Linked DNA regions of Homo sapiens: region 1 is linked to region 2. A link is a loop called in an ENCODE intact Hi-C map of the cell type or tissue named here. Cell type or tissue: ovary. All regions are shown on one strand. Each heading gives the region's core, and the rest is flanking DNA. Links, peaks and the distances in the headings are about the cores only.

What was found. A loop is a pair of places that touch in the nucleus more often than their neighbours do. Peaks named below come from ENCODE experiments on the same cell type or tissue, not always from the same donor. Only the 100,000 strongest peaks of a DNase experiment are listed, where the experiment ranks them.
Region 1: a loop joins it to region 2, with 2.1 times the contacts of the local background. A loop is called at or near these places in 3 of 110 quality-filtered maps.

What each region holds. Positions count from the first base shown.
Region 1 is chr11:9,848,716-9,859,325 of GRCh38, reverse strand. It overlaps SBF2 (SET binding factor 2), which reads left to right. Exons shown (of 40, transcript NM_030962.4): 18 at 930-1,100; 19 at 2,606-2,868; 20 at 5,614-5,786; 21 at 6,577-6,650; 22 at 9,108-9,303. All of the region lies in intron 1 of LOC101928008 (a long non-coding RNA gene), which reads right to left. Among named protein-coding and RNA genes, the nearest start is that of LINC02709, 94 kb to the right of the region's middle. RefSeq lists an enhancer at 3,419-3,518. In ovary, for the core only: no CTCF peak of the experiment used is centred there; no DNase peak of the experiment used is centred there.
Region 2 is chr11:9,769,331-9,779,940 of GRCh38, reverse strand. SBF2 (SET binding factor 2) reads left to right here. Exons shown (of 40, transcript NM_030962.4): 40 at 1-1,273. The region is part of intron 1 of SBF2-AS1 (SBF2 antisense RNA 1); the gene reads right to left. Among named protein-coding and RNA genes, the nearest start is that of LINC02709, 15 kb to the right of the region's middle. In ovary, for the core only: no CTCF peak of the experiment used is centred there; no DNase peak of the experiment used is centred there; H3K27ac peaks cover 482 bases.

The DNA of each region.
Region 1 (10,610 bases), core at 1,011-9,010, 79 kb before region 2:
TCCAAGGTAGAATATTACTTTGGGAAACAAAATCATAAAGTGAGGGGAAAACAGAAGTGCTAATTGGCAGTTAATTTGGCATTTCATTTATTTTGATTTACTTTCAGTTCTTTTGAAAGACAATTTGGTGTTATAAAAAGAGCAGGGGTTTTGGAACTAAACAAACTTAAATATATATGAAGTGCCTTCTAAATGCCTGCAGAGTTCATTTTCCTTCCCTCTGTTGTTAATCACCTCTTAAGTTTACTCTTACGCTGAAACCCAGCAGGAAGTCCCTGAAAGGAAGGAGGTTTGGTTTGTGTTTATCTTTCCCTGCACAAATTTGGTTACCAGAAAATGCCCTTGAAGCCCAGGGCAGTCTTCTAGAGAGTATGTGAGCCAGGCAACAGCTTTGGCGGGGAGGTAATGGGCTGGAATGAGCAGTAGGAAAAGTGCAGTTCTCCTGAGTCCCTAATTCATGCTATATCCTCATTCTGTGTGTAAGGCCAAGCTGTAGGTTCACTCATATTTCAGTTGCTGTCTCTTTAAAAAGAGTACCCTAAAGCCATAGAAGAAATGTTAAATTATCTGGAGTTTTATGTTTACATCGTGATGGATTTTATTATATGCCCTAATTGTAATAATATTCACTAAACCTACAGTGCCTCCTTTTCCTGTATTTTCTAATTGATATAATAACAGCTTTGATTTTTAGCTGTTACTAAAATACCCATTTTGATAAAGTGACTGAGACTCTCAAGGATCCAACAGCAAGCCCACAGTTGCCAGTTAAAAAGGAGTAAGTTGCTGATTGCTAAGCCTGTACTACCATACGATATTCTTTAGAGAAATCCTTTGATCTCATCTATGATTAACTGTGGCCCCTGTGACCTTATGAACTGTTATAATTCTGCCAGCCCCATGATGATGTATTTTGTGTGTTCTCACAGAAACTTGCCCCTGGAGTCAGCCAGTTTGCTTACACGTGTGTACAAGACCACCCCATTTGGACAAATCAGCAATTTTGGGAGACAACCTTTTACAATGCAGTGCAGGAACAGGTTCGCTCCCTTTATCTCTCAGCCAAGGAAGACAATCATGCCCCGCATCTGAAGCAAAAGGTAAGAGAGAAGAAAAGAACTCTAATTGTGTGGGATTAGGATTCTGGCTTTAAGGAAAGCAGATGTTCCCAGGGCAAAAAAAACTCTAGCTACTTCCTGCCAGTGTATTTGGGTTTTATTTAGGGAGCCCTGTGATATCTTTCCTCTGTTGATTTCAGACATTATGTTTTTCCATAATAACTTCTTAATACAGTTCTTCAGCACTAGGATTGTTTTAATATACTTTAATAAATAAGAATTTCCTGGAAATGACTATAGGAAGTTGAATAGAAAGAACAAACCTAAAATAACAGGCATACTTCTCTATGCAACTAACTTCCCTGGAGGAATGTCAAATTAAAGTTAATTAACTCCAAAATAAATGTAAAATTTGGTAGTTGTATTAAAAAAATGCCAGTAATAAATCTAGGTCTTCTTCTAGGAATATTCTACATGTTTCTCTATGTTTTATCAGCATAAAATATTTTTATGAAAAATATCAAAAAAATTTAAAAATCAAGAAAATTGTTTTTAATTTGAAAGAGTAGTTTTAAATACTCTGAAAGTTTAAAACATCATTTACTAGCTCTCTGGTTTGGGGCAAGTCATGTTACTTCACTGTGCCTTATATCTTCACTGGTAAAATGGATATGATTATTATGAGATTTTAGTGTCTCATATATAAAGTGCATTGAAGAGTACATGGTATGCAGTAATAATAAGTGTTAGAAACTATCATCCTCATGAATTGAACTTAAAGCAGCCTTAACGGCTGATTATCATTCTACTCCAGAAATTTACTGGGCTTCGGGGGTGCTTTTGATCATTTTTTAAGCAGATGTAATGTTAATATTGACACATCTCGAAAGCATTCATAGAGCAAACACATGTCACTGCTTCTTTGTCAGCCATTCTAAAGAAGTCTATCCCGGAGCCAGCCCTAGGTTAGGTACAAGTGAGACCATAGACATACCAGCTCTTCACAAGCTATAAGGTGCTTTGCTGCTGCTTCCTGAGGTTTGTCACATAGTTCCACTCAAGGCCTGTTGGATCTGGGAAAGAAGACTAGGTTTTGTTTTGTGGTTGTTATGTTATGTTTATGTTTTCATTTTTGCTGATTTAAGCATTTAATAGAATAGTTATTTAAAACATCTATGTTAGGCCGGGCGCGGTTGCTCACGCCTGTAATCCCAGCACTTTGGGAGGCCGAGGCGGGCTGATCACAAGGTCAGGAGATCGAGACCATCCTGGCTAACATGGTGAAACCCCGTCTCTACTAAAAATACAAAAAATTAGCTGGGCGTGGTGGCAGGTGACTGTAGTCCCAGCTACTCGGGAGGCTGAGGCAGGAGAATGGCGTGAACCTGGGAGGCAGAGCTTGCAGTGAGCCAAGATCGTGCCACTGCACTCCAGCCTGGGTGACAGAGCGAGACTCCGTCTCAAAAAAAAAAAAAAAAAAAATCTATGTTTTTTAAGCTCACCTGAAGTGATGGTTCTCTTTTGGATTGTGTTGCTTTATTTTTTAGGATAAGCTTCCTGATGACCATTATCAGGAGAAGACAGCAATGGACCTGGCAGCTGAGCAACTACGCCTTTGGCCTACCCTGAGCAAGTCAACTCAGCAAGAGCTAGTGCAACATGAGGAAAGCACTGTCTTTAGTCAGGCCATTCACTTTGCAAACCTCATGGTGAACCTGCTAGTTCCACTCGACACAAGTAAAAACAAGCTCCTAAGAACATCAGCGCCAGGTGACTGGGAGAGCGGAAGCAACAGCATTGTCACAAACAGGTACCAAAATGTGAACACACAGACCCTCCTCCTACTCTTCTTGGGGCCAGTCTTGGCTTGACAGATAATATTAAACATTTTGAGCAAATACTGCTGTACATATTTCAAAAGTTAACCATTTTTCCTCACCTTTGGACTTGCTCAGCTTTTCTTTCTAAAAGATTCACTTCATCCTACTATTCTTAACCACTTCCCACACTTTCTTCTTTTTTATGACCTAATTTTTCCAAATGTCTCACCCATTACTGATCCAGCCCTTCAGTTACTGTCTGCCAAAGCAATTTACAGAAATCATTCCAAAGAAATTAGTGAGCACCTTCTTGCAAAAGTGGCTGTTTGTTTCTCAGCCCTCCTTTTCCTCAACCTTGTAGTCATACCCTCAACCATGCCTTCCTCTCTACCCTCCAGTAACTTCTCATACCACTGAAACTAAAACCCAGTGTTTACCATGGCCTGCAAGGCCTAACGGAATCCGTCCTCTGGCTACTGCTCTGACCCCCTATTTCCTATCACTCTTCTGTCAACCAAACTGGTCTCCCTGCTCATGCTAATCCTCAGACACTCCAAGCATATTCCTGCCTCACATCCTTTGTACTGGTATTTTCATTCTGGAATATTCTCACCTAAACAGGCCAAGAATCACTTCCTCACTTTATTTAGGTCTCTGCTCAAATGTTACTTGCCTCAAGAAGCCCTCCTGACTTCTGCATCTTAATAATACCTCTCCCTCTCCTACTTTGCATTGTCTTTCATGTCATTTTTTACAACCTGATTTATTTTCATATGTTTGCTTGTTATGTTTCCTTTGTCAGTTTTGTTCATTGCTGTATTCCTAGTGTCTTTGCATATAGTACTCAATAAATATTTGGTTGAACAGATGATTAAATGAGTGAATAAATGAACTTATCAACCCAACAGTAGTGAAATTCTATCCTTAGAGCTTCAGTGATGGGTGCCGCAACATCCTGGTAGTTCGAGCTCGCATAAATTCTTCTCCTCATGCTCCTTCAGGCAGCTCCTCTTCTCTTCCCATTCTCAATTCCTCTTCCAAGCTCTTCTTACTCTGTGGAAGACTCATCCACAAGCCTAAATCTCTGGCCCAAACCTTTTAATCTTGTTATCCTAGGTACTTCATTTTTGTCAGGGACACCTCAGAGTTTCTGGTCTTCCAGGCTAGACAACTTGGAATCAGCATTTCACACCATACAGTCAACTGCACAGATCTCTTACCCCCACCCATATAGAGTTTCTTGTTCATCCTCTGGTTATTTAATGGGAACAACATAGTCTGGCCTTTATCACTTCAAGCCCTAATTATAACAGTCTCTTAGTTGTTTCATTTTTTATTCTTCTTTCTACTGCCAAAAGGATCTTCCCGAAATGATGCTTTCCCATTCCTTCACTACTCATAATTCCACAAGACTCTGTTTCAATACAGGACCTATCTGTTTAATTTGTAAGATATTCCTTAGCTGTCACAGCTTTATCTCCATTCTCCATTGCCAGTGACGTTCATCTTCATTATAACAAGCAATAACTATATTTTACATTTCTTTTAAAGTTTTGGACCAGGCATGGGGCTGACTACCTTATAATCCCAGCACTTTGGGAGACCGAAGTGGGAGGATTGCTTGAGGCCAGGAATTCAAGACCAGCCTGGGCAACATAGTGAGACCCTATCTCTACAAAAAATAAAAATTAGTCAGGTGTGGTAGCACACACCTGTAGTCCTAGCCACTTGAGAGGCTGAGGCTGGAGAATCACTGCTGCAGGAGGATTTCTTGAGCCCAGGAGTTTGAGGTTACAGCTAGCATCGCTGCACTCTCGCCTGGGTGACAGAGTGAGACCCTGTCTCTAAAATAAATAAATAAATATAAACAAATAATAATCATTATAGATGACAGTGCTCTCTCAAAGTCTGCATGTTGATGGCCATAGTCTCTGCTTAGCTTTACTTTAACAATCTCTAACACTGATTCAGCTAATGTGGTTGGCTTTGCAGAAAAGAGAAGTTAATAGGAACAGACAAATGAGTCTTTTCCCAGAGTCTGATGGGTTGAACAGTAAGAGCTGAATAAGCAAGAAGGGCAGAGATTGAGCTTTCACATCTGTTCCATTTCAAATTTGTTCCCTTCTCTTGCATGATTTTATCATCTACAGAAGAATGCTGGCTTCAAAGTGGCCAAATGGGTTGCAGTTAACTCAGAGAGTGATAAATCCTGGCAAGAGAAGGGACAGTTTGGTCCTTACATATGGAAGAGTACGCTTGTTGCTGAGAAAAATTCTCTTACTTTGCCTACCAGGGAACATGTTCCTCAGTTGCCAAGTAGCCAAAGATAGCTGTATTACTTGTTCTCTATGTAATAATTAACTTGGGAGGACAGGTTGCTTTAGAAGGCCCAGGTAGTCCATAATAAATGAAAAAATCCTCTTTTGCTTTATTTTCTGTGGTTCCTGCATTCCTTTTGGGAGAGTGACTAAAGGTATTCCTTACAGAAACAAATCTGGGTCCAAACAAATTTCCTTACAGAAACTTACTGCCTGACAGTAGTTTCCAAATGTAGACTAGTAGAACATTGTGTTTTATCACCATCACTTACCAAGGAGCCATGGAGTTAAGTGAGCCTTCTACTTGAGTAGACATCACTTTGCTCATGTTTCTGTCGCTATGTAAATTGACTACTATATAGTAGTCATTTGTTGCATTTAAGTACTGACCATGATTTCTTTCCTTGACTGTCTTAGTATTGCAGGAAGTGTAGCTGAGAGCTATGATACAGAGAGTGGGTTTGAAGATTCAGAGAATACTGACATTGCCAATTCTGTTGTGCGGTTCATTACCCGATTTATTGACAAAGTTTGTACAGAGAGTGGAGTTACTCAGGATCACATCAAGAGCCTTCATTGCATGATACCAGGTAATCACTCTGCAGATATTAGAGAATCAGAATATTGGAGATTATTGAGTTTCAGCATAAAACCTGGCAATACATGTCTTCCATTATAGTTCAGCCATGCTATTTATTTATTTTCTGATTAGTTTTTAAAATGTTTTTAAATTGTTGTAAAATACATATATAACATAAAATAATCTAAGTGTACAATTCAGTGGCATTAATTACATCTACAATGTTGTGCAGCCATCACTGTTATCTATTTCTAAAACTTTTTTATTACCCCAAACACTCTACCCATTAAGCAGTAACTCCTGTTTCCCCTGGTAACTTCTAATGTATTTTCTGTCTCTATAAAGTTGCCTGTTCTAGATATTTCACATAAGTGGACTTAGATAATATTTGTACTTTTGGGTTTGGTTTATTTCATTTAGTATAATGTTTTCAAGGTTCATACGTGTTGTGGCATGTATCAGAATTTCATTCCTTTTTATGGCTGAGTAACTTTCCATGGTATGGCTGTCCCACATTTTATCCATTCATCTGTTGATGGACATTTGAGTTACTTCTCCCTCCCTTTTAGCTATTATAAATAATAATACATGAATATCCACATATAAGTATCTGTTTGAGTCCTTTCATTTCTTTTGGGTATATATGTAGAAGTGGAATTGCTGGGTCATAATGGTAATTCTCTTTAACTTTTTTGAGGAACCAGTAAACTGTAATTAACTTTTAATTCTAAAATATCCAGAATTTGTTTTTATCCTGCTTGTCTGTGTTCTTTCATTTTGAATACTCTGACTCATCCTAGGAATTGTAGCTATGCACATTGAGACCCTAGAAGCAGTACATCGAGAAAGCAGAAGACTTCCGCCTATTCAGAAGGTAATTCCAGACTACATGCTTTCAGGGTATAGCCTCTCTTCTTAAAAACAAACAATAGACTGCTGTGTGCCAGGAAAGGATGTTCACCTAACCTTTGACAGACACTAACTCCAGTTTTAATGATATGTTAAACTGTCAGAGAAGTGTGTCATATAGAACCTTATAAAAAGGATACTGAAATAGGAACAGAATCTTTTCTTAGATTCAACAAAGGAGCAATAATAACCTCTCATTGAGTCTACTTTTATAGGCAGGGCATAAATTAGGAACATTTCTAACCTCTAAGCCCAACCCAAGATTTTATACTGTGCCTATTTTCTCCCCCTCCCCCACCACCAAAAAGGATTTAAGGCAATTATCATAAAAAACCCAGGTTTCTGAATCTGACTATACATCCCAAACAGCTGGAAAGTCTATTAAAAATTCAGAGTCCTGGACCCAACCCCAGCCTCCTGAATTGGAGTACCCCAGAACATGTCTGGGAATCTGTATTTTAACAAGGCTCTCAGATGATTACTTTGTAGTCTGGCGCCAGTAGACTATGGTTCAGGACCCTCTTGCCTATATAACAGAACTTTATAATAGAACAAAAACAAATTGAGGCCAGGAGCCATGGCTCACGCCTATAATCCCAACACTTTGGCAGTCCGAGGCAGGCAGATGACTTGAGCCCAGGAGTTTGAGACCAGCGCCTGGGCAACATGATGAAACCCCATCTCTACAAAAAATAATGTAAAAGTTAGCCAGCCGTGGTGGTGTTATCTGTAGTCCCAGATACTCAGGAGGCTGAAGTGGGAGGATCACTTGAGGCCAAGAGGTTGAGGCTGCAGTGAGCTGAGATCATGTCATTGCACTCCAGCCTGGGTGACAGAGCAAGACCCAGTCTCATAAATAAATAAATAAATAGGTAAATTCATTCATTTAGTCAAAGGAGTGAGCGGAAGGCAGGTAGGTAGGAATATAATTCTATCAGAAACCTGAGACACAGCGATTATTATACTTTGGCTTTACATTTAGCTCTAAACTCACTAGAGCCAACAAAAATAATAGTGCTGATTAGTTTTTATTGCTTAGTAAAAAATAAACATATTAGACCTTCAGGAGAGATTTTTTTTTCCTAGCCCTAAACTCTTCAGAGGAATGTATTATATGGTTACTGAGTCAGAATTTCCTGAGTTGTGTAAATGTTCATTACGTGGCCAAGGACAGGTCTAGTTAAAAGCTCGTCCATATTTTTTGTTTTCTTGAAAAACAAAATAATGTGCAAATAATTTCAAAAGTAATAATGTTCTTTGTATAAATTTGAGCATAAAAGAAATACACATTGTAGAAAGTGAAAGTCCCCTGCAGTCCTCCCTATACTACCTCCACCTCCACCCTTAACTGTGATACCATTGCCTTTAACAGTTGGGTTCACAGTCTTACAATTCCTATTCTTTTTCCAAAAATGGGATTATAATGTACATTCTGGTTTCTAACTTGCTTTTTTAACTAATCTATGTATTCTGGGTTTTTTTTTGTTGTTGTTTTTTTTTTTTTTGAGATGGAGTCTTGCTCTGTTGCCCAGGCTGGAGTGCAGTGGCACAATCTCGGCTCACTGCAACCTCCCCCTCCCAGGTTCAAGCGATTCTCCTGCCTCCGCCTTCTGAGTAGCTGAGATTACAGGCGCCTGCCACCATGCCCAGCTAATTTTTGTGTTTTTAGTAGAGGCAGGGTTTCACTATGTTGGCCAGGCTGGTCTCGAACTCCTGACCTCAGGTGATCCATCTGCCTCAACCTCCCAAAGTGCTGGGATTACAGGCGTGAGCCACTGCACCCAGCCTTCTGGATATTTTTCCATGTTAACACATATAGATCTATGTCATTTTTTAAAGGTTACAAAATGTTTCATTGAATGAATATTTCAGATATTTGAGTTATTTCTCAATGACTTTACTTTTACACAATTCTGCAAAGAATCCTCTCACATTTGGGTATATAAACTTCATTTCTGCCTCTTACCAAATCAGGTTTCTCATGTGACTATCTGGGAAGTCTGGCTTAAGTTTTTTAGGTCTGTAACTGAAAAGATAACCATGGACTAAGTATTAGAAACTCCACAAAAGTTGTGTTTAAAATACTTTTCTATGGTGGCTCATGCCTGTAATCCTAGCACTTTGGGAGGCTGGGGCAGGTGGATTGCTTGAGGCCAGGAGTTTGAGACCAGCCTGGGCAATGTAGCAAGATCCCATCTGTACAAAAAAAATTTAAAAATAAGCCAGGCATAGTGGTGCATGCCTGTAGTCTCAGCTACTCAGGAGGCTGAGGTCAGAGGATCTTTTGAGCCCAGGAGTTTGATGCTGCAGTGAACTATGATTGCACTACTGTATTCTAGGCTGGGCAACAGAGCAAGACCCTGTCTCCAAAAATCAATCAATTAGTCAATCAATCAATCAATCAATCTTTTTCTGTTGTAAGCCCAAGATTCTTAGACCTGCTCTGCTGCCAGGAGAAGAAATTGTCTGTGAGGGTCTTCGAGTCTTGCTGGATCCTGATGGAAGAGAAGAAGCTACTGGAGGTCTTCTTGGAGGCCCTCAGCTCCTGCCAGCAGAAGGAGCCTTGTTCCTCACCACATACAGAATTCTCTTCAGAGGAACACCCCATGATCAGTTAGGTATGACTCGATATGCCATCAGAACATGGGTATCTGTGTGGTACATGAGGTCTCGATCCCATCTGTGCACAGTGATTTGCAGATCATTTTAAATCCAAAGTCAGCTTTTTGCCACACAGGTATTTTGGTGAAATACTTTAGTCTGACAGAGCTAATGATAATTTGGGTCATAGTTTTTTACTTGAAGAACAAAGTGTTATCTTCTAAACAATAAATCAAGGGTTCATTTGCTGAAATGATCATAATTTCATTTCATGAGGCAGAGTGTTATACCCTAGAGATATTCACTCTAACTGCTGAATATATCCCTTGCTGGTTTGTCCACGCTTTCTGAGTCCTACAGTTAACTGTAAAACTAAGGTCTTGCAGATACTTGAACCTTTTTGTGGAAGGATATGCTAACTATCACAAGGTTGTCCAGCACCAACTAATCCCACTTCCCTCTTATTCCATTCCAATTAACTCCACTTCCCTTTTAGCAGACAACTTCTCTTCTACTTGCCAAACTCCTATAACTTCTGTTTCTATTTTCTACTATTCAGTACAGCCTTCTATATTGGAAAGGAATAGCATGCCCTACCAGAAGTAATCTACATTATCTTCTTAAATTCACTATAGTCTATATGTAAAATGCTCTTGTTGATAGGAAAAGCACATAATTAAGACTTTGGGCAAAACAACAGGACTCCAAGTCAAAGCTCAGTGACTTAAATCACTTAACCTTTCTGGACTTTATTTTCCTCTTTTATAAAATTGGGAGATTGGGCTTTCATTGGTGATAATTCAGTGGTTCTTAATGTTGGCTGTATATTTGAATTATCTGGGAATCTTTAAAAAAAAATACCAGTTTCTGGGCCCAACCCTCAAACAATTGTATTAGAATCTGAAGCAGTAGAAATAGGGAGACCCAGGCATCTGTGTATTTCTTTAGCCCCACAAGTGATTGTGATTGAGAACCACTGGGCTAAATGGTCACGAAAGTGCCTTTCTCCTTTGAAATTATGTATGCAGTAGCATTTGATGAGTATGCACTATGTGCTACTCATTGGTTGGACAAGTGAATTCAGATATATAAAATGTATTCTCTTTTAAATCTTAACAGTTGCATTATTCCTAGGTTGAATAGAATCAAGATGGCTTAGTACATCAGTCATAAAAGACTGCTTACCATATAATGCGCAACAGTTCATAAAATTAAATAAGGAAAGATGAATTTGTAAGAATAGTTTTGCTTATTTTGAAAAAGTGAAAAGGAGAAAAGTGTCTTAGCCCGCTCCTTCATATTGCTATACACAAATTGTATTTGA
Region 2 (10,610 bases), core at 616-8,615:
TTGAGATGCTCAGTTCTCTGGTGCTGCCAAAAGATGCTTCCATGGTCCGTGCTCTGCCAGTGGGGTTCACAACAAGAGACGTCATTGTTCAGTAGCAGGCAAAGAGGGAGCACACAGCATTATTCTGATGGAAAAAGATTATCCAGGGAATGGTACAACAATGACCAGCCCAATGCAGGAAAACACTACTTCCAAAACACTGAATTCTCTAGACCAGAGGTGCTCTGAGGATCCAGGGCCTTGTGTTCTTATGTATCTTCTGCTTCCTGACAGCTTCTTTTTCAAAATAACATGCAAAAAAAGCTGAATGCACTAACTCACAAAACAAACACTTGCACTGAATTCCCAATGAAGTGAAGATGTTGGAAAGACAGAGGCCAGCTATTTAGGACCATACGCACCTGTGACAAGGGCTGTGTTGACCACAGTCACACTGTGGCATGACTGGATACCCAAACTACACTTCTACACATGAAAAGTAAGAACTGTCTTTAGATTTTCTTTACTTTGATAACTTGTGATTGTTTAGCTTAAGACCCAAGAAATGCTGTTTGCTCATGGTAAACAGAAACAGCATCTTCGCTACAACCACTGACACCAGCTGGCGTCATAGGTAGCTAGATCATTGCATTTGTTTTGAAATGTTAATATGTTAAATACTAAACTAATATTTCAAAAATGTGTATATATGATTTCTATATCCTTGTTTTTCAGATAGCCTGCTTATAATTTAATATAAATTAACTGATGCATTCATAAGATTTCAATAATGAAATGGTTCCCTTTTAAAAAATAAAAATACTTTGTAGATTAAAAATAAATCAGAATTTCAAATTTAAAATTGTCCACACACTAGGAAATAGAACTGTGTTAATATATAAGAAATCTGGGGATAATTAAGAATGAAGGACTTTTCTATCATTTCCATTTTATAAATTGCCACCTGTGAAAATGGTTTTTGCACATTATTTGTATTTTTCTTTGTATATGAAATAATTTTTTGTACTTTGTAAAATATGGAGCCCATTGTACCTTCAGCTATTTGAGACTATACACAGTGCTTCTTTTGTAACTGGATTACTTTAACTTTCGTGAAGGCATTACATTGCCTCACATTCACTAACCACCTTGAATTAAATTTATTTCTTAAGAAAAAGCATCCCTCATTTACTGTGAACTAAAGTTCATTCTGTAGTGCACAGCATTCAGGAGGGTAACACTCAGGATTCATACATGGGACTAAAGGTTCAAGAATAAAACAAAGCATGACCCACTTTGTTCCTTCATTCTCCTAATGTCATCACTGCCCTTTGCTCAAGAAGTAACTAGGGATACTGGACATGTTAGCATGAGCTTCTGGGTTCCAGACACACTTCTGCAGAGTTTAGGTAAGAGACTTGAGGCCAAGATTCTCATATGTGCTGCCACTCCTACCACTGTCTCTAATAAGCTGTTTGAAATTGCTTAAGTCCCTTACCTATTCTGGGTCCATTCCACCACCCAGAGTATATGGTAATTTGTGAAAATTTTAGGCATGAGACATTGAAGTCTGTTTGAGCAGCAGATTTTTCTGCTTCAGGGAACTTTTTTTTTTTTTTTTTTTTTGAGACAGAGTCTCACTCTGTTGCCCAGGCTCTGGAGTTCTGGAGTGCAGTGGCGCAATCTCGGCTCACTGCAAGCTCCACCTCCCGGGTTCACACCATTCTCCTGCCTCAGCCTCCCAAGTAGCTGGGACTACAGGGGCCCACCACCACGCCCAGCTAATTTTTTGTATTTTTAGTAGAGATGGGGTTTCACCGTGTTCGCCAGGATGGTCTCAATCTCCTGACCTCGTGATCCACCCTCCTCGGCCTCCCAAACGGAATTGTTAAACAGTACAAATGATCAGTGATTTCAGTTCTAGACAGTACTTCCTTGGTTAAGCCCATGAGTTTACCTCATGTAGCCAACAGAGAATGCAAGTTTTCATCTAGGGCAGAGCCTTTAAGTCCTTTGACATCCAGAGTCCTCTGAGCCAAGCAAGAGGATCCCAAATAGCCACTGAGGCTCAAGGTGAGATAGATAGTGACATATTCCCTTGAGCTTTCGGTTCTCCTCAGTCTCAAGAGCATGCTGATCTAGCCAAGGGCCCTCAAGCCTTTCCTTGGTCCTAGGCCTCTCAACAGCTACCATTACACATTGCCGTGTCCCTGAGATTCAGTCAGGAGGGAGACAACTGGGATTAGGGGTTGAGTAGAAGCTGTGTTCACAGCGTCAGTATCTGGATGCCCTTCATTCCTCAGGTCTTAACTGTGAACGGGGAGAATACTGGGTTCTGTAAACAAAAATAAAATTCCAAGCCCCCCAGATGACTGAATGGACCCCCTCTCAGCCAAGGGGGTTCCAGAGAAACCTGAAAAACGAGTTCCAGCCATGATGCTCGGGCAAGGAGGTAGACATGCCTCTTTATACCCTCTCCCTTTTGGAGTTTAGACACAACAGACCAGCATTAACATTAAAACAGATCTTAAGACTGACAAAATAGACTGTCACAATAAAATACCAAATTCCAACCTGACTCTAGTATAGCATCACACAACAGATAGCAAGCCCTGAAGGAAATCAAAGCTTTTTTAATCCCAAAATACATTCCTTTTACATATTTTGAAATGGCCCTGCAAAGCTGTATCTTGTGCGGGGGGAGGGGATTTACATTCTGTAGAGGATCCCTTTCCCTTCCCCGGTGTTTTTCTGATCCTGAAGAGATTAGCTAAGAGTCTAGTACCTTTTATTAAAGGTCTGAATAGGAAATATTTGCTATCTGTTGCCTCTAAGGGCAGCCACCTATGAGACTTCATCTACCTAAGAACCTAGGTCTCTACAACCCCTTATCTTAACCCAGACTCTCCTTTCAATTAATTTCAGCCTTTTAGATAATAACTCTTTCAGCCAATTGCCGATCAGAAAATCTTTGAATCCACCTGTGACCTGTAAGCTTCTGCCTTTCCAGGCCAAATCAATGTATACTTCACATGTGTCGGTTGATGTCTTATGTCTCCCTAAAACATATAAAAACAAGAGCCTTTAACCCAACTACCTTGGGCTTGTATTCTCAGGACCTCCTGAGGCTGTGTCCTGGGTCATGATCCTTAACCTTGGAAAAATAAATCTCTAAATTGATTGAGACCTGTCTCATATACTTTTTTGCTTTACAGTTCCAAGGGAGAAAGACCAGGGCTTGGCAACCTGCAGAAGCCTTAACAGGGCCCTTCCTTCTGTGGTCCCAGTGACAAAACCCTTCTAATAATGGGCTCTTGAAAGATGCAAACTCAAAGGAGCACATAGCATAAGTCACTTCCCAACCCCTTTGACCCAAATCCTTTATTCCCACCTCCCAAACCCCTTCACTCTATTGTCTCCACTCCAGAGCTAGAGCTTAAACTGCTAATAACATGGCACATTTGCTTCTCAAGGGAAACTGACATTTATAGGTATTTAATCAGGGATTCTTGTAAGAGTTACTAAGTAGCCCTATCATCCCATAAAGAATTTCTGAAAGATCCCAAGCTGATAACAGAGAAGTGCCCTCAGCAATGCCAGCCAAAGCTATGAATTAAGCAGTGAATAAAGCAGTGTTGACGAAGAGATAGGGTTTACAGCAGCACCATCAAACATATATAATGCAAGCCCCATAGATATCTTCAAGTTAAAAAAAGACATTAATTTTAATATATTTGTTTTTACCATATGTTTACTCCAATATATCAAAAATATTTTAATGAGTAAACAATACCAAAAAAAATTAATGAAATATATTCCTTGTTCATACTAAATCCTCAAAATCTAGTGTGTATTTTATACTTACAGCACATCTGAGTTTGGACTAATTTTTTTTTCAGAGGCCATTTCTGATAAAACAAATGCATGTCATGTTTCTATACCAGTTCTCCAACATCAACTGGACATCCAACAATTCAGTTCAAGTCTGACACTAACTCCCCGGATTTAGCGTAGACTCCACAAGTTCAGGTCTGTCCTCAAGACTGCCCCCACTTCAAACACTAGTTGCAAGTTCCAAGGGCCACCAGAACTTCTAACCAACCAGCTATAAATATGAAGGTTTCCACAATCCCCCCTCCTCAGGTTCAGTAATTTGCCAGAACAAATCATATAACTCAGGAAAACACTTTACTTACATTTACCAGCTTATTTCTAAGGGATACACCTCAGGATCAGCCAAAGGGAAGAGATGCATGGTATGGAGGGAGGCAACACACCACCTGCCCAGCATCTGATGTGTTCACCAACCCAGAGGCACTCCTTATCTCATTATTCAAGAGTTTTTACAACCCAGTCTCAAGTTACCCTCCCTCCCCCGAGGTTGGGGGTGGCTGAAAGTTCCCACCCTCTATTCACTTGTTTGGTCTTTCAGATGACCAGCCCACATCCTTAACCTAGCTAGGGACCCCACCCTGAATCACCTTGTTAGCATAAACTCAGGTGTTGCGAAGGGCAGTTATGAATAGCAAAAGATACTCCTAAAGGGTGGGGTGTGTTAGGAATAACAAACTATCACTTAGGGAATTTCTAGGGTTTTAGACACTGTGCGCCAGGAACCCAGAACAAAGGACAAATATATTTTGTACTCTACCACAACTAGCCTTATTTCCACTGCTACCACACTAAACAATGCATATTTACAGCAAATAGCCTGCTCACAGCAGAGCCTGCGGGGGTAGGGAAGAGCTGGGTGGCAAGAGACCTGGCTTCTAGTGCTGGCTCTCTTCTAATGTAATCTATGACCTTGAATCAGTCCCTTAACTTTGCTGGGCTTTGACTTATAAAAATGCAGGACGCAGATGATCTGTTACTTTGTGATTCCAAATATTTACCTTGGCAAGGACTCAGTTTCCAAACTGAGATTTAAAGGATTTGCTGAAAAATCCAAATCATCTAAATCAGTGCATCTCAAATTGTAATGCATACATGAATCATCTTGTTAAAATGAGATTCTGATTCAGTAGGTTTGGGGTGGGGCTTGACATTCTGCGTTTCTAATGAGGCCAGTGCTGCTGGTCCACGGACCACAGCATTGGTCCTTGGTAACAGAATTGTTCTTGGAGTAACAGGAATGTGTCTCAGTCCTCTGAGAAGCAGATGCCTGATAGGCAGGAACTCTGGGGAGGCTGGAAGAGCCAAGAGACGATGATGCTGGTGTAATCCTTGTGAAAAAGAAAGGGAAGCAAAGATGAGTGGAGGAGACTTGGAGTGCAGTGCAGTTCTAAGGAAGTTCAGCAAGGCAGATAAGAAGTCCTTGAGCCATCAGGGGAATCCCACATATTCCAAGAATGGGCCTTCCTAGGATCCCCACCATGCTCAATCATTGGCTAGGAGCAGTCCATGGGAAGCATGGTTTTGGTGGAAACACAGTAATAGATTTCAGAATATACCAGCTGAGGCCAATAGTCAATGACAGTCCCTGCAGTCAGAGATCTGAGAGAAATCTTTTCATGGTTGTCAATGTTAAAGTTGTCAGAATCAAAATGGAGTCACTTATGTTTAAAAAAAAGCAAAACAAAACAAAACAAAACAAAAAAGCCTGATAAATTGAGCCAGGGAAAGCTATGAAGAGAGAGTACTCATGCATAAATGCCTGATAACAAAAACTATCAAAAAAAAACCTGCAAAAATTGCAACCTTGCACAAAGGCCATTGCAACCTTACACAAAAATTACTCCTTTGAAGGCATCTGTCTAGCAACTGCCTGTCCAGCCTTGGATTAGTGTCACCCTTGTTACTGATCCTTGTAGCCAGGATAATTATCTCAAAACAATTATGTAATGATCCTCATTTTTCCTTTAAAAAACCTTTGTGTTCCTTTACCTCCCTGAATACACACATAGTTTACTATGGTGTTATATAGGTATTCCCATTGCAATGCCCTTGATATAGTTTGGATGTGTGTCCTCACCCAAATCGCACGTTGAAATGTAATCCCCAACTGGAGGTGGGGCCTGGTGGGAGCTGATTGGATCATGGGAGTGGATTTCTCATGAATGGTTTAGTACCATCAACTTGGTACTATTCTCATGACAGTGAGTAAGTTCTCCTGAGGTTTAAAAGTGTGTGGCACCTTCCCCCTTACTCTCTTGCTCCTGCTTTGGCCATGTGACATGAAAGTTCCCGCTTGGCCTTCTACCATGATTGTAAGATTCCAGAGGCCTTCCCAGAAGCAGATGCCACTATGCTTCCTCTACAGCCTTACAGCCTGCAAACCATGAACCAGTTCAACCTCTTATAGTTTTGTTTTTTTTTTTTTTGAGACAGGGTCTTGCTATGACACCCAGACTGTAGTGCAGTGGCGCAATGACAGCTCACTTCAACCTTGACCTCCTGGGCTCAAGCAATCCTCCCAGCTCAGCCTCCTGAGTAGCTGGGACTACAAGTGTGCTCCACCATGCCCAGCTAATTTTTTTATAGAGACAGGGTCTTACTATATTGCCCAAGATGCTCTTGAACTCATGGGCTCAAACAATCCTCCCACCTTGGCCTCCCAAAGTGCTAGGATTCCAGGCATGAGCCACCACACCTGACGTCAGGTATTTCTTTTTTTTTTTTTTTTTTTTTTTTTTTTGAGACGGAGTCTCGCTCTGTCGCCCAGGCCGGACTGCGGACTGCAGTGGCGCAATCTCGGCTCACTGCAAGCTCCGCTTCCCGGGTTCACGCCATTCTCCTGCCTCGGCCTCCCGAGTAGCTGGGACTACAGGCGCCCGCCACCGCGCCCGGCTAATTTTTTGTATTTTTAGTAGAGACGGGGTTTCACCTTGTTAGCCAGGATGGTCTCGATCTCCTGACCTCATGATCCACCCGCCTCGGCCTCCCAAAGTGCTGGGATTACAGGCGTGAGCCACCGCGCCCGGCCCAGGTATTTCTTTATAGCAATGCAAGAACAGACTAATACAGCCCTATTAAATAAATATTATTTTCTTTTAGAGACCCTCTCTGTTATGTAGGGTGACATAAATGGTGTCCAGAAGCAGGACCTGAAAAAGAATATCAGAAGGAATTCGTGACTCTTGGAACTAGTGTGCAATACTCGCCTGAGCCCTTTGAGCACTCTGTTTCTATGGCTCACATTTTCTGCCCTGGTGCATTTTCTCTCAGGCCAAGCCTCTCCCTTTTTGGTAGAAGCTCTTGACTTTGAACAGGAGTTGTTGTCTAAGGTAATACCCGAGGTTCATTGCCTCATGCCAAGAAAATTAAGGACACAGACACACACAAGGAGTGAGTTTAAGAGCAGAGGTTTACTAGGCAAAAGAAAGAGAAAGAACAGCTAGCTCTGTCCTTCAAGAGAGATGGGCTCCCAAATGGGACTTCCGGCCCACAGTGGAGTGCACAGATTTTATAGACAGGCTTGAGGAGGTGATTGATTACATAGGGCCCAAAGATTGGTTGGACCAGGTGTGACATTACGTAGTGCCCAGGGAATCTGGCCGCACCACCCTAATCTTATTATGCAAATGAGGTCTTTGCTTGGCTGGTGCCATCTTGTCTGCTTCTTATGGTATGCGTGGCTAGCAAAGAGAAGGGAAGATGGAGCTGTCATGTTGGATATGCCTAGCCCCAGGTAGCCTTTTCCTATTGGCACAGCTGCTGGCATTCACCCATGCAAACTTCTAGCTTCCTTGTTTATGTCTGCAGCTCAATTTTACAGGCTGCTCTTTGTTAGAAAAGAAAATCATTTGGGAGCTACTTTTCATAAAAGGAAAACCTTACCAAGGACTTCCTTACCCTATCTGCCTAATTTCTTAACTCCTCCTATATCAACTTTATTCAGGATTTGGTTTCGTTATAAAGCCACCTTTAATAAAGGACTGTACGTTCTCCTGGAATGATAAAAGGTTTTTTATCTTTTTTGGTTTAAAGACAAGTGTCTTTCTGGATTGAGTACTCTGGTTTCTCCAGAATCCACGTTCTTTCTGCAAGACATGACTTCTCTGGTAAATTCACTTTTGTTTCTTTCTTCGTTGTGATGGTTAATACTGAGTGTCAACTTGATTGGATTGAAGGATGCAAAGTATTGATCCTGGGTGTGTCTGTGAGGGTGTTGCCAAAGGAGATTAACATTTGAGTCAGTGGGCTGGGGAAGGCAGACCCACCCTTAATCTGGGTGGGCACCATCTAATTAGCTGCCAGTGCGGCTAGAATATAAAGCAAGCAGAAAAACGTGAAAAGAGAGACTGGCCTAGTCTCCCAGCCTACATCTTTCTCCCGTGCTGGATGCTTCCTGCCCTTGAACATCAGACTCCAAGTTCTTCAGCTTTGGGACTCAGACTGGCTCTCCTTGCTCCTCAGCTTGCAGACAGCCTATTGTGGGACCTTGTGATCATGTGAGTTAATACTTACTAAACTGCCCTTTATATATATCTATCCTATTAGTTCTGTCCCTCTAGAGAACCCTGACTAATAAATGCATGCATAATTTAATTTTTTCTACATTCCTGGGTTGAAATTTTTGTGAACATTCTTATCTTGGTTTCATTTTGGTTTGGTTACATGAATCTGTAAATGATTTGGCTCCTTTCCCTTGCTTGTTTCTAAATATCTTCTGAGAGCAAAAATAAATATTCTAAATGGCAGGGGCAGGATGGCTATTTAAAAGCCACTAGGACAGTTGTCACTATCTAAAACATGGGTCCAAACTCTTGACATTCTCTGACAGGATTTATAGGATTTTCTTTGCTCTCAAGAGATTAATAAGAAATGAAATGGGATTCTCAAATATTAAGGCATGCCAAGGTTTTCTGAGACTCCAGCCAGCTACATATTATGGTCTATTCTCATGAATATATTTAAACTAATGGGCCAGGTGCAGTGGCTCACGCCTGTAATCACAGCAATTTGGGAGGCCGAAGCAGATGGATCACTTGAGCCCAGGGGTTCAAGAACAGCCTGGGCAACATGGCAAAGCCCCATCTCTACAAAAAGTATAAAAATTAGGCAAGCATGGTGGCATGCACCTGTTGTCCCAGCTTCTTGGGAGGCTGAGGCAGGAGGATCAATTGAGCCCAGGAGGTTGAGGTTGCAGTGAACCATGATTGCACCACTGTACTCCAGCCTGGGCAACAGAGCGAGACCCTGTCTCAAAAACAACAACAACAACAACAACAACAACAACAACAACAACAAATACTAATGGACAAATCATATCAAGGAAAATTCAGGGCTAAAATGGTCTAACGTGGTGGCTCATGCCTGTAATCCCAGCACTTTGGGAGGCCAAGGCAGGTAGATCACTTGGGGCCAGGAGTTCGAAAAGAGGCTGGCCAACATGGTGAAACCCCATCTCTGCCAAAATTACAAAAATTAGCCAGGTGTGGTGGTGTATGCCTGTAGTCCCAGCTACTTGGTAGGGTGAGGCACAAGAATCACATGAACCTAGGAGGTGGTGTTTGCAATGAGCTGAGTTCATGCCACCGTACTCCAGCCTGGGTGACAGAGCGAGACTGTCTCAAAAAAATAAAAATTAAAAAAAGAGTCATAATTTGAACTGTCTAAAATATACTACAACTATAGTGTTAACATCACAGTCTACCCCTTGTGCCACACAGATCTTTACTCTCCACCAGGTTCAGGGAGAAGTTCCTCCCCATTTCCCTTGGGCCTCTATTCCCAAGGGGAACTCAGAAGAAAGCAGGAGGTCTGTGGGACTAACTACGGCCCCTACCAATGAAGTTAATCTTGGAGCCATAACTGGCCTTCATTCTCTCCCTCGTCCACTATCTATTCCGAATTCCCCCGACCCTCAACAACCTCCTCAGATGTTGGTGGCTTACCTGGTGGTGTGAGCCAAACCTTCATTCTGGGGGTGAGAGGAGGGGGAGGGAAGGGGATAAATGCTAAATAATCAAACCCTTCTCAGGGTTGCTGCATATCCTTTCACAATTACAGTGGGGCTACCTGGAGGTGCACAGTGGATCACATGGGCTCCACACACATTCCTCCTGCCCTCATTATCCAGAAGCAGCCTTGCCCCTTCCTGTTGATCCGGGTCAGTTATCCCTGCCAGTATGATGACTCTTCTTGTCTGCTGGTTTCTGAGCACGAAGAATCCCAAGTGCCCTGCAGCAGCCGCAAACCATACATAGTTCAATAGGACCCTTGCTATCATACTGTCCCCCAGTTAAGTGCTGTGCTGTGTGGAATTCCATGCCTTTGGATCAGGCATTCTGTACATCCCTGGAAAGTGACGCTAACTAAGGCTCTGTGGTGAGGAAAGGCAAACCCATGCCCAGAATAAGTCTCTATCCCTGTAGAGATGAACCATTGGCCCTTCCAGAATTGAAAGGGCCTGATGCGGTTGACTTGCCCCAAGTGATGAGTTGGTCTCAAGGAATAGTGCCATTTCAGGGGCTCAGCATTGGCCTCTCTTGCTGACACACTGGACATCTGAAGGCCCCTAGACTTTTCTGCCATATCACATCACAGTGATCTCCAAAAGGCCTCTTAAAGAGGGGCCATGATGATGCTTTGGGCTCCAAGTGTTAATGTTAACTCAAACTCTGCATCTGCTACTCCTCAAAATGTCTTGTTATCCCCATTTCTCTAGTGAATGATTACCTAAATGGCCA